Linked DNA regions of Homo sapiens: region 2 is linked to region 1. A link is a loop called in an ENCODE intact Hi-C map of the cell type or tissue named here. Cell type or tissue: Caco-2. All regions are shown on one strand. Links, peaks and the distances in the headings refer to the core of each region. The heading gives the core; the rest is flanking DNA. Region 1 overlaps KIAA2012. Region 2 overlaps CDK15 (cyclin dependent kinase 15).

The links. Peaks named below come from ENCODE experiments on the same cell type or tissue, not always from the same donor. Only the 100,000 strongest peaks of a DNase experiment are listed, where the experiment ranks them.
Region 2: it touches region 1 in a loop (8-fold over the local background); 1 of 110 quality-filtered maps calls a loop at or near these places.

Annotation. Positions count from the first base shown.
Region 1 is chr2:202,133,954-202,136,863 of GRCh38, reverse strand. All of the region lies in intron 12 of KIAA2012, which reads right to left. Among named protein-coding and RNA genes, the nearest start is that of KIAA2012-AS1, 18 kb to the right of the region's middle. In Caco-2, for the core only: no CTCF peak of the experiment used is centred there; DNase peaks (open chromatin) are centred at 1,093 and 1,463.
Region 2 is chr2:201,864,402-201,867,311 of GRCh38, reverse strand. All of the region lies in intron 10 of CDK15 (cyclin dependent kinase 15), which reads right to left. Among named protein-coding and RNA genes, the nearest start is that of CDK15, 59 kb to the right of the region's middle. In Caco-2, for the core only: no CTCF peak of the experiment used is centred there; DNase peaks (open chromatin) are centred at 451 and 1,261.

The sequences.
Region 1 (2,910 bases), core at 165-2,664:
CCCTTGCTTACTCTCGGCGCCTCGTTGGCCTCCGCGTCCGCTCTGGCGTGCTGGAGGAGCCCTTCAGCCCGCCGCTGCGCTGTGGGGCCCTTCTCTGGGGCTGGTCGAGGCCTGAGCCTCTGCTCGCCGGGAGGTGTGGAGGGAGAGGCGCAGGCAGGAGCCGGGGCTGCGTGCAGCAGCTCGCTCGTCGGCCGGCGCGGGTTCCGGGTGGGCGCGGACTGGGCCTGTCGCGGCCGACGCCTGCTGGGCTTGATCGGGGGATGAGCTCCCTCTGGGCTGCCGGAGTGCCTGGGCTAGGTGCCGCAAAGTCCCGCAGCGAGTGCTATTGAGAGGTGAAGCCTACTGGGCTTCTGGGTGGGGTGGGGCCTTGGAGAACTTTTCTGTCTAGCTAAAGGATTGTAAATGCGCCCATCAGCAATCTGTGTCTAGCTAAAGGATTGTAAACGCACCAATCAGCAGTCTGTCAAAACGGACCAATCAGCTCTCTGTAAGGACGAACAACGCCAGACAGGAGGAATGAACAACTCCGGATGCGCCACCTTTACAAACTGTAACACTCACCGCGAAGGTCTGCAGCTTCACTCTTGAGGCCAGTAAGACCACGAACCCACCGGAAAGAACGAACAACTCCAGACGTGCTGCCTTTAAGACCTGTAACACTCACCATGAAGGTCTGCAGCTTCACTCCTGAAGTCAGCGAGACCACGAACCCACCAGAAGGAATAAACTCTGGACACACCACCTTTAAGAACTGTAACACTCACCACGAAGGTCTGCGGCTTCATTCTTGAAGTCAGCGAGACCAAGAACCCACCATTTCCGGACACAACAGAGTGAGACTCTGTTTCAAAAAAAATTTTTTTTTTTTTTAAATTTGAATCAGCTTGGGGGAAACTGAGGCCCTGAAAGCATTTTCATTCAATTGGCTCAAGGGCACACCTTGAAATAACACAAGACCAGGACCCAGAACCCAGATGTCCTGACTTAGTGTCTTGCACTTTCCCCTCCACATCACACTGCCTCCCGTTAGCTTCAATGAGCTTGCCACATCACAGCTGCTTTGGCCATGATCCACACTTGGGACAAATCCAGCCCAGCAGAATTGTGTTGTGATGAGGTTCACTACACTGTGGCTTGGAAGGAACCATGGGCCTCTTAGAAATGAAACTTATGAATTCTAATGCATAAGGAAAGTTCTTGCAACACCAGGAGAATGAATCAGTCAGCCAGAGTTCAAGAAATGTAAACACATTTTTAGATAGGAGACTGAAAAATCACTTAGGACTTCTCCATCTCTTGGGTCAAGACCTTGGTAATTTACTGAGGTCCAAGCTGTCAAGGAGGAGACACAACTCAAACTGCATTCCTGGTAGACAGAACAGTGGGGGTGGTAAAACCTCCTTTCAGAACGATGCGGCAAGATCAAGTCAAAGAAACTGTTATCAAGTCAAAGAAACTGATTAACCCATCGACCAACCCAGGTAACTGGCTGCAAACAAAGGCCTGGTTCTTTTTTGTCATTCAGAAACTGGTGTGCACATTCCAGTTTTTACAGTGTATACAGGTTATACAGACTATAGGCTGCACAACTTCCAGGCATGCCTGAAACTGGGAGTTCACAGTCTTTCTGTGATGAACATTTCTGCCACTAAAGAGATAAACAGAAAACACATTCCTTCCTTGGCTGCCCACCATCAGGCCTTAGCAGATTTTCAAATGCTAGCATTAATCTAACCACAGGCTTTTAGTGAGGAGATAGCATTCCCACCAGATAATCAGGCAGTTTTAGAGATGACCCTTACTAGATGGGGTTCTCATCCCAAGCCTCTTCTGCCTTCTTCAAATCATGGACTCCTTCACCAAACACTCAAAACTTGAAAAGCAGGAAAGGGCATCTGATTCTAGCAGGGAATATGGCTCCTTAACATTTCCTTCTATTTAAATCTGCATTGGCTATGTTTAATTCCCAGGTCATTGTTTGTTGTTTTCAATAAAAATGAAACATAGTCGGCAGGGCGTGGTGGCTCACGCCTGTAATCCCAGCACTTTGGGAGGCCAAGGCGGGCGGATCACTTGAGGTCAGGAGTTTGAGACTAGCCTGGCCAACATGGTGAAACCCTGTCTCTACTAAAAATACAAAAATTAGCCAGATGTGGTAGCGGGCGCCTGTAATCCCAGCTACTTGGGAGGCCGAGGCAAGAGAATCACTTGAACCCAGGAGGCGGAGGTTGCAGTGAGCTAAGATCGTGCCATTGCACTCCAGCCTGGGCAACAAGAGCGAAACTCTGTCTCAAAAAAGAAAGAAAGAAAGAAACATAGTCATATTTATTCCCATTGTTTCAGGATGCATATTTGCCTTGGTATGGGACCCTCTTTTGGGCCCCATCTGGTGTCAAAATAGAGATCAGCTCCAAAGAGTCACCTTATTAGGCCAGGCGGGCCACCTGGCTCCTTCCTAGATACATGTCAGGGTTTGGGAAAGAATATCACACCCGTAGGGTCCAAAGTGGCCAAATATCCAGTGGTTACAAGGGCAGTAGCTGTTGGAGGTGCTGGCAGGAGCTTCTTTAAATCCGTTCAGGGCCTTTGTCTATGTATATCATTTCTGAGGCATGCACACCCTTTGATGGCTAACATGCTGTCATGGAACATACCCCATAACTTGCAATGTTTCATCACCATGGAGGGGATATATCCATTGCCAAACAGGTCTCAGAAAGCATCTTTGCCTTCTCATAGCTTTGCACAGGGACTTGCTGGCCCCAGCAGGAACCAATGGGAGAAGGCCTGAAAGTCAGCCTCAGTCACTTCATGGTTTTGTGTTTTTTTGGTCATAAATGGAAAATGCAAATGCAAATTCCAGATTATTAAAAAAAAAAAATTCTCCCCAGTATAAACTTAACCATAAAA
Region 2 (2,910 bases), core at 186-2,685, 270 kb after region 1:
TTCCAGCGAGGAGCTAAGGCAGAGGACCTTTGGTCTAGCAAAGAGGGCAGGGTCTATCACTCACCAGCAACTCAACAAACACTTCTCTGAGGCTCATTTCCTCATCTGTAACAACTCAAATGAGGTTGTTGTAAGAATTTAATTAATCAATGTATATACATGTTGCAGAACACAGTGTCTGACACATACTTAATATGTTTGTTCAGGGATGTGAGAGAGGAAGCATGACAAGGGAAAATTCAGTTCTCGTAAATTCTGCCAGAAAAGGATGACCTGTAATAGTTGCCCCAGGACCCCAGGAATAACAACATTTTGTACTTGAGTCCATGTTTGGGGTAGAAGGATTGTGCTGACGCCCCTCCCACCTCTATTTTGTAGCTACATTAGCTGAGACAGGAATGGATGTGTCCGGGTCAGTCAGGGAGCTGCTATTAAGCAGAAGCAAAGCCCATCGCCTGTTTGTGGCCTGCCCTCCCACTCAGGCAGATAACCTGAGGCTGAATGACCTTGCCTCTCTCCCATTGATTTTTCCCAGTAGGTAAGCTGTGAGTGATCAGTGAGAGAATGATCCACAAACAGATAGGCATTTCACACAGCACCATTTCAAGAGGAGTCTGGTTTCTCTGGCTTCAATAGCCTCTAAAAATAATAGGTCTGGAGGTAGCTTGTTTCCCTTCTCCTTCCAAAGACAAGAGTAAATCATTAGACCTGATTTTTCTCCTTCTCATCCCTCTGCAGTTCTCTCTAAAAAGAGTTCTCATTTGAGTTCAATTGGAATTCGAGGCAGGAAAAGCAAAGTTGCAAAAGGAAAGTAATAAAGCAGAGCATTTAAATTTCCAAACTAAGTGGAGTGAAATCAAAATGAGGGCAGAACTGTTGCTACCATAGTAAAAACCGTCCATTTTTCATAAATATTTAATAAAGCTCATTTCACAACGGAATTCAAATCTGGTAACCTTAGTCAACAGAGATTTGTTGATTGATTTAGTAAAACATCACTGCACCATTCTGAGTCTCAGCTCAAGGTAAAACATTTTCTAGTTACTATAGTCTTGCCACAATCACCCTAAGGTTATCTTATAGTGCTGTCTACTGAACTACACCTCTGGAATTTCCTGAATACAATGCATTCTTGAGATACCGTATATTTAAATAGTTGATAATGTTGTTAGCCTTATTTCGCTATCTGAAGCAGTAACTTGAAAACTGCACTGCCAAAATCTGTAACTCTTTTTCTCCTACGTGCCCTTCACCCTCACCCCAAACACACACACACACACACACACACACACACACACACATTCACTCATGTCCTCAAAACTGTTTGCTTCACTCTTCCTCAGGTAGCTGGCTTGGAAGTTTCTCTAGTATTTGGCTCAAGGCTTCCCAAGCTTTTTTTTTTTTTTTTTTTTTTTTTTTGTTGAGATGGAATCTTGCTCTGTCGCCCAGGCTGGAGTGCAGTGGCACGATCTTGGCTCACTTCAACTTCTGCCTCCCAGGTTCAAGAGATTCTCCTGCCTCAGCCTCCTGAGTAGCTGGGACTATAGGCACACACCACCACACCTGGCTAATTTTTGTATTTTTAGTAGAGATGGGGTTTCATCATGTTGGCCAGGCTGGTCTTGAACTCCTAACCTCAGGTGATCCACCCGCCTCGGCCTCCCAAAATGCTGGGATTAAAGGCGTGAGCCACTGCACCTGGCCCTTCCCGAGCTTTAGAGTCCCCTTTGAGCATCATCAGGATGCTCTAAAAGCCAGTGTCCTCACTGAGGGTGCTCCTTGGCATTGTTCAACCTTGGTCCTCCAACTCATATTTGTAGCGTATCACTTTTCTAATTGTGAATCAAAACTTTCTGTGGATTCTGAGAAAATATCCCATCCGCTAAAGCCTGTTCCTGAGGTCTCTGTAAAGGAAGGAGAGACCAGGCCTTGCTCCTGGTGGATGGAGAAGGTGGAGGGAATGGGCATAGTCAGGACTCTCCCCTCTCTTAGAGGCAGGGCTATGACTGAACTCTGTCTACCCCAACAAATGATTTTTGACCTATGGCTTGATCATGCTTTTCAGTGAGTGTTGTATTTAATGAGGCATCATTTGACATTGACAACTCCTTGTAGTCTCCACAAATATTGAAGGGCCACCACATGCAGCCAATGAGCTCAGCATTGAGAATACACAGGCATGGAACCCAGCCCTCTTCCAGTGAGTGCTGGCCATATGATTTCCATGGTATTGCTAGGATTACCTACTAGTCTCCTTTAGCTCCTCTGGCTGTTCCTTCTCAGCTTCTAAAGACTCCCTTCCCTCTACCCAGTCCTGCAGTACTGGCCCCACAGGGTTCCCTCATTGTCCTTTCTTCTTTCTCTACACTCTCTCCTTTGGGCAACTAAATTCACACCTGAGGCTTTAAATACCGATTTAAGCATGTGACTTCTGTATTTCTAGGCTGGACTTTTGTACTCACAGTTTATATTTCTACTTGCTTTTTAGATATCTCCATTTTGTGGTTCCACAGATACCTTAATCTCAAAATGTTAAAACCTTATACTCATTACCTTCTCTATAAATCTGTTCCTTCCCCCTTCTGTTTCCTTTGAATAAAATAGCAGGGGTGGCCGGGCACAGTGGCTCATGCCTGTAATCCCGGCACTTTGGGAGGCCAAGCTCACATCTCTTTCTTTAAAAACCATCCCTAGGGCAGGCACGGTGGCTTATGCCTGTAATCCCAGCACTTTGGAAGGCCGAGGTGGGTGGATCACTTGAGGTCAGGAGTTAGAGACCAGCCTGACCAACATGGTGAAACCCCCGTCTCTACTAAAAATACAAAAATTAACTGGGCATGGGGCCGCACACCTGTTATCCCAGCTACTTGGGAAGCTGAGGCACGAGAATCACTTGAACCCTGGAGGCGG